Regions from separate parts of the Homo sapiens genome. Here region 1 is linked to region 2. Evidence: chromatin loops called from intact Hi-C (ENCODE). Cell type or tissue: gastrocnemius medialis. All regions are shown on one strand. Each heading gives the region's core, and the rest is flanking DNA. Links, peaks and the distances in the headings are about the cores only. Region 1 overlaps PRDM2 (PR/SET domain 2). Region 2 overlaps LOC107984918 (a long non-coding RNA gene).

What was found. Peaks named below come from ENCODE experiments on the same cell type or tissue, not always from the same donor. Only the 100,000 strongest peaks of a DNase experiment are listed, where the experiment ranks them.
Region 1: a loop joins it to region 2, with 2.6 times the contacts of the local background. A loop is called at or near these places in 1 of 110 quality-filtered maps.

What each region holds. Positions count from the first base shown.
Region 1 is chr1:13,790,720-13,796,094 of GRCh38, forward strand. The region is part of intron 8 of PRDM2 (PR/SET domain 2); the gene reads left to right. Among named protein-coding and RNA genes, the nearest start is that of PRDM2, 93 kb to the left of the region's middle. RefSeq lists an enhancer at 2,062-2,562. In gastrocnemius medialis, for the core only: no CTCF peak of the experiment used is centred there; DNase peaks (open chromatin) are centred at 1,936 and 2,611; H3K27ac peaks cover 4,425 bases.
Region 2 is chr1:13,514,696-13,520,070 of GRCh38, forward strand. It overlaps LOC107984918 (a long non-coding RNA gene), which reads left to right. Exons shown (of 3, transcript XR_001737896.2): 3 at 1,475-1,569. Among named protein-coding and RNA genes, the nearest start is that of LRRC38, 3.4 kb to the left of the region's middle. In gastrocnemius medialis, for the core only: a CTCF peak has its summit at 2,731 (motif pointing right); a DNase peak (open chromatin) is centred at 2,676; H3K27ac peaks cover 2,102 bases.

The DNA.
Region 1 (5,375 bases), core at 73-5,072, 280 kb after region 2:
GGGAAAAAAGTGCGAAACTGCTCCTTGGTGCCATGGATCTCTGTGCTGCAGTCCCAGGCCCCTAGGCCCGATCCTTGCTGCCACCTACACAGGGTCATGTCACTTCCTCCCTCCCCCCCTTCTGCCCTTGTGCCGCTTCCTCTGAGTGGTGGTGGAAATGATCTGAGAAGCTTTAGGGTGGATTCAGTCTGGCTTTCCAATGCCTGCTGTTTGCTGGGTACTCTGCTGAGCATCTACAAGTCTTGGCAATGACAGCCTGAGGTTGGTGTCATTTACCGATGGAGAAACAGATTTGGGGAAAGTGATTTTGTTCCAAGGGCACACAACTCTAAGGTGGCAAGTTGGGATTTGAACTCCAAGCTACACTGTGCAGTCCATCGTTTTTATAGGTAGGGTTTTTTTTTTTTAAGGGATTTTATTTCTTCTAAATATAGAAAACAGGACGCAGTACCTTCTCCATAAAAGCTTTTCCAAGCATTAGTGAACAAGTGGAACAGTCATTTGTGGGTAAGGAAATCTTCCTGGTGCAGCGAGCCTTTATTAGTCAGGAGTTGCTCCTGGACCCATTTGCTTTTAGTTTCCCTCTCACTGTGGAATAAACTTCTACCCCCATCACAGACCAATTAGTTCAGGTCAATCAAGCTGGCTTTTATAGAGCCATGTGGTTCATCAACGGCAACGTGACTGTTTAACAGAAGCCAAGCTCATTATAGTAATACCCTTTGATTTTGGAGATGATTCTAAAGGCCCTGGGATCCTCAAGCATCTCCTCAGATACCGGCGGAGAACCTTGAGCTGCTGGGCATTAACCCAAAAAGAAAGTTGGTCTAGGCTGCCTCCCGACTTCAGCAAATAGTGTGTTTGTTACATGCAAAACAAACAGGTATTTACGTTCTGCCGATACCTTATTTTTAAAGTATAGGATTAGAACCTGGAGGGGGTGTGTAGGTTTCATTTAGTTTTCTAGATTAAGAATTGAGGAAACCATCATCACTCTACATTAAATTACTTGCAGTTGCAAAAATTGCATTTAATTGTGAGTCATTAAAAGGTACCCAGAAATACTTTTATTAAAATAAACTTGTCGACCTGTTGCGGGTAATAGGATTTGCACATGCCTGCATTTCTGCCTTCCTTATGTCAGCTGGATTTCTTTTCAACTCTTTTTTAAAATAGAAATTCAGGTGGACATTCTGGAGACCATAAACATTTTACGGAAGACTGGTGCCTAAATGTGCCTTCCCATGTCCAGCTAATAAACCATGGCAGGAAGTCAACAGAACAAGCCATGTTTCTGAACACCCTTTCATAGGTGCCACCTGAGTTACTCAGTGAGGGGAGAAAGAACTGGAGTGTCATTTCAGCAACCACAGAAAGCTACAGGTGAATTTTAAAGCCCAGGTTTGTGTTCTGATTCAGAACATATTTAAGCTAAGAATATTTCCTTATTCATGTTTAAACAGGAGCCTATGATACAATCTGGAATCCTACATCTACTGAGTCTTAGCATTAAATCTAAATGTACATTTAAAATAGGACTCACTTTAAAAAACCTGGAATTTGTGGCACAGGTAAGTTAACAAAAGGGCATTTAGGCCTTAGGAGACAGTTATGGGTATTTTAATTTTTTAACTTAAAAACAATTTCAGTGTACAGCAGTTGAATTTGTCGTAGCATTTAATCATTGGCCCAAAATATACTTTAATTTTTTTTATTGGAATGAAGTTATTTAAAACTCATGGATTCAATTTTCCTTGCGGTAACATTCTCTTCTCACTTGCTTTTTATAATCGCATCCAATCCTTGCCAACCCAGCTAGAGTTTAGAACATTTTCAGATGGCTTCTATTTCCAGGCTATTATTGGACTTGTGAATTCAGGCACATTCTCCTGTTGTGATTCAGTCAGCCAGCCATTCAGAAAACATCTTTCAACAGCCAATCTGAATCATCAAAGTGTCAGGCTGTAGATCTGAAGGACTTTGTCCTGGGACTCTTAGAGGACCCTCGGGGTGTAGCTAACCACCATGGAGGGAGTTGAGGATGCGCCTGGAGTGTCACTGGCCTTTCCAGCGCGTGGGGCACCTTTCTGAGTGCTTTACATTTTGAGCTCTCCCACATCTGACGGAGATGGTATTCTCATTTACAGATAGATTAACCGAGTCGGAGAGAGGCAACATCACTTGAATTATGTCCCATGGCTACAAGTGGAGACCCCAAACCCAGCCATCTGGTTCCAGAGCCAAGCTCAACTACAATTTGAAACCACCTAATCACTGTGCCCTTGGGTTTTAGAGAGACTTGCATGTACATAACTGTTGTGTCCCCCAAATGAGATGCTGATGGCCAGAGAGCAGTTTTACTGCAGAGAGTGTGTGTAGGATCATGGGAAGAACATGGGCATTGAATGCCTTCCCATCTAGGTGTTCCTTACCTGGGTGCTGTTAGTTACTGAGTGGCAGGGCATGCTGCCCACAGAGTGACCAGCTTCCTGGCCTGTAGGGGAGCTCTGTGCCCCCCACCTGCCACATGCCGTGCGCGTTACAGAAGGCAGCATGTGTTCCCAGTGAGGATCCAATGGCTGATGGCTGTGGTGGCGCTGGTGATGACAGTGGACGCTTAATCCGCGTCAGGTGCTCAAGTCCTCACAAAAACAGACCTAGGGAGGCACCGCTAAGGAAATTGCCAGGTCTTAGTAGCCGGCCCCGGGTGGAAAGGGGCAGCATGTGGGGAACTTGGATGATGGTGATCACTAAAGAACTTGGGGACGAGGCTGTTGCAGAAACGACTCACTTTTCAAAAGCCCTGAAAGAGAAAAAAGCCCTTTGTGGGAACTGAGAAACATAAGTTTCTATTAATTTCATGAGTGGGTGGTTCTATCCTTTGGTGAGGCTAGAGCTTTGTCAGAATTTTTAAAACACTCCTAAAGGCTTCTAGAATGATGTATTCTTTTCTATCTAGGTAAGTGCGGAGCAATTGAGTCCCGGCTCATGGAGAGCATAGAGCAGGGATGTCCAATCTTTTGGCTTCCCTGGCCCACGTTGGAAGAACTGTCTTAGGTCACACATAAAATATAGTAACATGAAAGCTGATGAGCTAAAACAAAAGAAAGATATCGCAAAAAAAAAAGTTAGTGTTTTAAGAAAGTCTATGAATTTGTGTTGGGCTGCATGCAGCTTGTGGGCTGCAGGTCGGACAAGCTTGGTACCTGGGGAGCTCCAGACATTGATTCTCCTGGGATCCCTGGAGCCTTTCTCAGTCTGAGACCAGGGCCCCTCATGGGAGCAATGCAAGTTGAGACAGAGCTTCAGTTCAGCCTGGTCTGCCATGATTACATAGAAATGGAAATTCCAAGTTCAGAATTTCCTGAAGGCCACTTGCATTCCACAGAAGAGATGGTGAGGTGCAGGCCAGCACTAGCCGGGGTTGAGGTTCTACTGTTTTCATGACAGGCAGCGGAATGTAGGTACGGGCATTGGCTCTGGACCTGGAAGGCTGATCAGCTGGCACCTCCTCCAAGAAGCCTTTCCTGACCATCGATCTGTCACACTGCCTGGTCCCTCATCCCTCTACTTGCTGTGCTTTACTGTTCAAGACCCTTAAGCCTTCTGTACATTCTGTTATGGACTCATTATGTTTGTTTACTCTATGTCTCCCCCTTCTTAGATGAGAGTTCTACCCAGGCAGGAACTTTGATTTCTTCACTGCTGCGTTCCCAGCATCTATTAATAGAATGGAGCCTGGCATGTAGTAGCTGCTCAATAAATATTTGTTGAATAAAATATTTGAATTCTGGCTTTATCATGTGTAGTTCTGTAAGCGTAATCTATGCAAGTTACTCAACCTCTCCGAGCCCGTTTTCCTTTCTGTGGAAGGGCAGTAATCAATCTGACCACAAAGAATTGCCACGAAGACAACTTTAGAGCAGCCTGGAAGGACCACAGATGCTGTTCACCCCAGTGAGTGCTGTCAACGTCAGCTGCTGTCAGCATCACTATTATGACTGACTGATGTCCTCTCTAATCTCAGTTTGAATCTGATGAAAAGTTGAGCCTGGCATGCCATGTATAAGATTTCATGACAGCGTGAGTTGTAGTAGCCAGAACATTCCCTCATTATCTCCTGCCTCTGCCCAGAGAGAAAGCTCTCAAGTGGCCTGTAACTCCTGGTTTGGCTACCAGTGGCACCAAGGACCTTTGCTGTGTCTTTGCCAGGCCAGAGCTGTTCCTCTGTGGACCAGAGCTGCTTCCTTCTTATAGCAGATGCTCCCACCCATCAGAACTAAAGAGAAGTGAGCTGTAAGACAAGAAATCATTTTCCAATTCAAAGTGAGAAAAAAGATGATTCATTCTTATTCTATCACCCCCTCCCTGTAACTTTCTATTTCTTTTGGTTTTGAATTTCAATGTCAATTTTTAAAAGGTAAGTTAAGAAGAAAGCATTTCATTAGCTCTGTCAAACCATGAAAACCAAATAACCTCGCTTTGCTGAAACAATAATAATGTAAGGATGATCACCGATAATGCTTGCTGGCCACGATGTAAATAAAGGGCTTTCCATGTATTACCTCATTTAATCTTCAAAAGAGCCCTATGAATAATTTCATGTTCTCCCATTTTACAAATGGGGAAACCGAGGCACAGGGAAGTCAAGCAATTTGCCTGAAGTCACAGATGGTAGGAGGTGGAGCCAGGAGTCAAGTCCAGGCAGTCTGTCTCATCTCTTAATCATGAGTTTGTGCTACCTCTCGTCTGTGGATCTAGGCGTGAGGAGGTAGAAGGGAGCCCCTGGTCACGCCCCTGTGCCGCCTTCTAGTGGCATGGCCTTTAAGCAGCAAAGAATGTGACTTGTAAGCACCTTGTCTGCTGGACAAGAAGCACCAGCAGATTTGAAGGAGCTGAAAACTGTGTTGCGGGTGAATGGATGTCTTTGTTCTTCCTGGGATGAACCCATTTTGTATCTTCTTGGGAAACCAGCATGTCTGAGGTTTCGGCCAGGCCTCGTTTTTACCAAGGTTGGAGCCTCATCCCTCCAGCTTTGTTAGAGAAGGAGCAGATCTAGATACTGAACAGCCCAGAGGATGGATGAACCTACTCTCTAGGGTCAACTTCTCCCCCTTCTATTTTCACAGAAGTCTTTCCAAGCCAGGGTTGACCAGCAGGTTTCCATTTGTGTAGGGGGAGCAGTTGCCCAGGGTGCTGCATAGAACTGGATTCTGAAGCTGGGTTCACACTCAGGGAAAGAGGGCTGGCTAAGTGACCCATGTCTGCCTTGTATGCAGGAAGGCGAGTGGTTCTGGAGTGCCAGGTATTTGCTGCCTGTGATGTCATTGTGTCTGCTACTTTTCTGCTTTTTAAAACTACACTGGACTCAATTT
Region 2 (5,375 bases), core at 104-5,103:
AGGAAATGCTGATGTCAGCCTCTGACACTGGCAGGAAAATTCCCTCTTCACCACCCCGATGCCAAACTCCTTTCTTTCTGTCCCACCTCATTCTAGAAACTTCTATATGGGGAGGGGTCCCCACAGAGCTACCAAGAGATTGTCCCGCTGTTGGCTATTTTGGTCCAAATGCCCTAGAATTGACAGACTCCCACTAGACCAAAATAACCCAGGGAACAGCTGTTGGGCAGCAGGCTCCCAGAGACCCTTCCCTGGCCCCTGGCCATGCTGGGGATTGGTGGAGCCTCGGATTCTGAAGCCATAAAGCTAAGCCCTCGGCCTTCTTCCAAAGGTACAGGCCGACTTGATGCCTCTGAGCCATGGGATGAAAAAACTGATCCCCTGGGATGGAGCCAAGGGCTCAACAGATGAGCATATTTGCAGGAGCCCTGGGGAAGAGGCGGGGGAGACCCAGGGGGAAGCTTTGAGGCACCTGGAGTCCTGCAGCTTTTCCCCTACTTACATTCCAGGCCACTAAGCCAGACCTCCCTCAGTTCTCCGTCTCTGTCTCCACTCTCCCAGGGTGCCCAATTTGCCATTGCCATCCCCAACTTCAAGGGCTCAGCTTCCCCACCCCAGTCTCATGCTCTTGAAGAGGCAGGTGTCGGGAGGAGTGGTCTGAATGCTCCCAGAGTGGATGAAAATGCTTCTGCCTACATAAATGATGTATAAATTATTGAAGAGTCACACAAAGTGCAGGCAGGTGGCAGAATAAACACATCTCCCACCCTTGCAACTCTGCAAAAGCAGCCTGAACCGAACTGTTGCACTCTGCCAATCTCAGGCTTGGTTCTGCCTGCTCCCTCCTGTACTGAGGGGAACCTATTACTGGTTTGAGCCCTTAGCATCATGGTTTCATGACACCCGCATTTGGTTGGGCTGCCATCTTGCACGTGCATGCCCGCGTGTCTGTATGTCTGGGTGTGTACACAAGCCCTCCCTGCCAAGTGGTCTGGTTGGCTGGAGCACTGACCTATATGAATCAAGACCCTGGGTCTGGTCCTGGCCCCACCACTAGCCACAGAATCTTTCACAAGCCACTTGATCTCTCTGGGGACTTCTTAGCCTGGGTCCCCAGATACTATGAAGAGGAGGTCTTTTCAAAATTTAAAAAAGTCTGGTGAAAATTAGGCCTTTATCTTTGAGGAGGTCTCCCGGATTAAATACTGCAATTCTTGCCAGTGAACTTAATGGTAGCACTAGTCCTTTTGTGCAGAACCGGCATTCATAGGTGACTTTAAGAAAAACAGAGATGAATTTCTACTGAATAAATGCAAGTATTTAGTTGACAAGGACTTGCAAAACAGGGGAATGCATGGTACTAAAATATTAAGAGGGGCTCTTGGTAACAAACCTATTGAGAAATACCACTCCTAGCCTTGATTTCCTCATCCTGAAACTAATGAAAAAATACCTTTCTTCTTCCTTTCCACAGACAACGTGAGGGCCGCATGGGGAAGTATTTGTATGGGAACATGATTTGAAAGGTCTTTGGAGAAATATTGCCAATAAAAGTGGCCACAAATCTTGCGATGGCAGGAACAATTTGTTTCCTCGAGTGTCCCCCAAAGTTCCTTGGATCCAAATGTAAGCATTCTTTTCATTAATATCAGCAGAACTAGACATGGTTGGGCTTTGTAGGGAGCAGGGAGGTATCTCAGATTCCAGAGCTCCCATCCCTTGGGGGAAATACAAGCTTTGCCACCTCTAAATTTTTCCCCCAACAAATAAAACAGAGCCATGACCTCAGCAAGGTCACAATATGAGTCAGTGATAGGCGCTAGAAATAGAACACAGGCATTCTGAGTCCCCACCTGCACCATTCACCAATTCACCCACTCACCCCCTCTCCAGGAAGGGAATCTCTTACCCTTGAGGGCAAACATTGCAGGTAACAAACATTGCAGGTAACAGGGAGGAACGTTGAGAGATTCCACTTGTCAGCTCTGTCTCCGTATGTATTCTCAGAGTCTGCACACTTTGTAATTCCTATTCAAAAGGCTCAAAGCAGGAGCGTGGCAAATACCCAAGGTATCCCTATGATTTAAACACCTGACGTCATGCCTTCCCCATCCCCCACCCCCAGCGGAATCCTCACTCCTCCCTGTGTTCTCCGAACTACAGAGCACGTCATGTCTCACTCTCCATCCCTGTCCAATTTCCCATGAGGTTGGGCCTTGGGAAGCTATGTGCAAGGCGGTCCCCAGGAAACCCACCACGCGATGCCAGGTTGCTGTAAGCAAGAAAAATTCAATAAGAAGAATATCCCCCTTTGTTCACCAGACTGACATCTAAATTAGCCAAAATCCTATGCCTTAAGTCGTAAACAAGATGCTGCCAGTATTTTATGTGCAGAAGTTGAATTTAGGTGCAAATGCTAGGTTTGAATAAGAGTATGGCTGGTGTCTGGTGATGTCATTTGCGTTACTGGCGTATTTCACCTCTGATCAGCACCTGACTGGCCTGGCCAGGGAGCGTGAGGACATCTCATGGGCCCCAGGAAAGGAGACACTCTCTAGCCTTTTACTTGGGGCAGCCTGCCTCGATGGAACAGGCTCCCTGCTCCACAGACACAATTGCGACTTTGTCACCAGCCCGTTAACTGGCTGCAACAGCAGCTCCATGTTCCCGTCCCACGGCCGCTGCCCTTTTTAGCTACCACCGCTAGGGAGCACCACCTGCGGCTCGCACTGCTCAAAACTGAGCGCTTCTCTCAACGCAGTTTACTCTCTGGAGCAAGGCTGGACCCCACGTTTTAGAAGAAAAACTCCCGCCCCTAGTTTTGCCTCTGGAAGCAGGAAATGAATCTTTCACCAGCCTAAATGGGAGCCAGGGTGGTGGTAGCCGTTGGGAATGTGGGTTTGAAGTTAAACAGATCTTGGGCAAGTTGTTTAACTTTTCTAAGCCTCAGTTTTCCCATCTAGGAAATGGGATAATAGTAATGTCTATTTCACGGGGTTGTTACGAGGATGAAATGAGGTGTCTGTTGAGGGCTTAGCAGTGAGACCTACACGTAGTGGAAACACAATACATGGTAACTGCATGATGATCTATTTCTCTCTCTTTCCACATGGAGCAAATAAAGGTTTCGTGTAGACAGATATTCCTCAGATAAAGAGCTGACGTGTTTGTTTCTCTGGAATATACTGACTAGTGATGCCCTAACATTCTAGGGTCAGCTGTAGTAACTCTCCCTGCCCTGAACCACTCCCTTCTCCACGTGTAGCCCATCTGAGACAGACACAGACACACATACCCCTGAGCCCTCTCCAGCTCTGGTTGACTTTGTGATCACAGTTATGGGGGCGCGGCTTCCCTCCCTCTGGCCCGCTAGCTTGGTTGGTCTGAGCGTGGGCAGGCTAATGAGACTGAGGACACAGGGTCAGTCTCTCAGCCTGGTACAAGGAGACATCTGCTCTCTGCTCACAGCCGGGGCTCCTAATGCTGGCCAGCCATCCAGCAAGTGTGCGACCTTGGGTAGGGTTGGAGGAGGGTGGAGAGAGTTTCACCCTGTCTGTCTCAGGAGGAGAAAAACGAGAATCCAAAGCGCCATCCTCCCATAGGTACAAGTTGCAAGCCCTGGGAAACCTGGGAGTCATCCCCAGTTCCTCGTTGTGTGACCCTCTCTGGATCCACTGGCAAGCCCCCCTTGCCTCTACTCTGCATCTCCACCACTACCTCCTGAACCCAAACCAGCATCGTCTTTTACAGCAGCCGCTGGCTGGCCAGCTGGCTCCCACTCTTGCCCATCCCCCACCCACACAATACTTAAGGAAGCCAAAGTGACCCTTTGAAAATACACGTCAGATCAAGTCACCTCCCTGCTTAGACACCTCCAGTGACTTCCTGTGAGTGGCAGGCAGCCTTCTAAGATGACCCCCAATGATCCCCACCTCCAGGTATTCCTTGAGTGGAGGTGGGACCCTGACTTGCTTCTAACAAATAGAATATGGCAGAGGCAATGAAGGTCAATTCTGTGTTCAGGTTCTGTCTTGTGGGTAGACTGTGTCATCTCCCTGAACGATTTGTCTCCTGCACAATTTGATGAGGAAAGCTATTCTGTTGGAGAGACCCTCATGGTGAGGAACAGGGTTGGGGGTGCTCAGATCAATAGCCCCCTGAGGAGCTGAATCCTGCCAACAACCACGGGAGCTTGAAGTGGGGCCTTCCCCAGTTGAACCCAGAGAGACTACAGCCCAGCCAACACCTTGACTGCAACCTGTGACACTCCCTGAAGCAGAAGACCCAGAGAAAGCCTTCCCAGACTCCTGACCTGCAGAAACTGTGAGCTTTGAAATGTGTTTTGTTTAAAACTGCTAAAAGGGGGTAATTTGTTACACAGCAATAGCTAACTGATACACTAAGGAACTTGGAACAAGAGCCCACCAGATCCTGCATGGCCTGGCTCCGTGTTCCTTCCCCCACCCCCCTAATTTGGGACCCCTCTTCTCTTGGTTCACCACACTCTAGTCTTTTCATACATGCAATTCCTCATGTTTGTTTCCACCACCAGAGCTTTGCCCTTTGCTGTGCCCTCCACTGGAAGTACTTCCTTCCCAGCTCCTGGCATGGTTGGTGCCATTTGGTCATTTGGGCTTTCTCAGCCCATATGTCACCTCCCCAAACTGGCATTCACTGACCTCATATCTTTCTCCAGTCAATCTCCCTTGTCTTCCTAAGTTGCTTCCCTTCTTTTCCTGGCTTCAACTTGTTTATTATTACCCCCTGGCATTTCTCAGCTTGCTGGTTTGTTTACTTATTCACGCTACTTTCCACCACTAAAATGGAACCTCTATAAGGGCCAATCTTTTTATTCATTCATTCTTTCTTATTTATTTATTTAGAGATAGGTTCTTACTCTGTCACGCAGGCTGAAGTCCAGTGGGGCAATCATGGCTCACTGCAGTCCCAACCTCCCAGGCTCAAGAGCTCCTCCCACCTCAGCCTCCCAAGTAGCTGGCACTACAGGCACATGCTACCACACCTGGCTAATTTTTTTTTTTTTTTTTTTTTTTTTTTTTTACTTTTTGCAGTGATTGGGGGTCTCACTATGTTGCCCAGGCTGGTCTCAAACTCCTGGGCTCAAGTTATCCTCCTGCCTCAGTCTCCCAAAGTACTGAGATTACAGACGTGAGCCACTGTGCCAAGTCAGGCTCGATACTTTATTCCAGTTCCTAGAATCAGCCCCAGAACACTCAAGAATTGATTAACTAATTGTCACCTGTAAATGATGCCTGTCAACTAGGCTACCAGTTTCTCAGCAGTATCTCACCTGGAGAAACTCATTCATCGTTTCTGGTAGAGCAAGGAACTTCATCCCTCCAAAGACAGCCTTG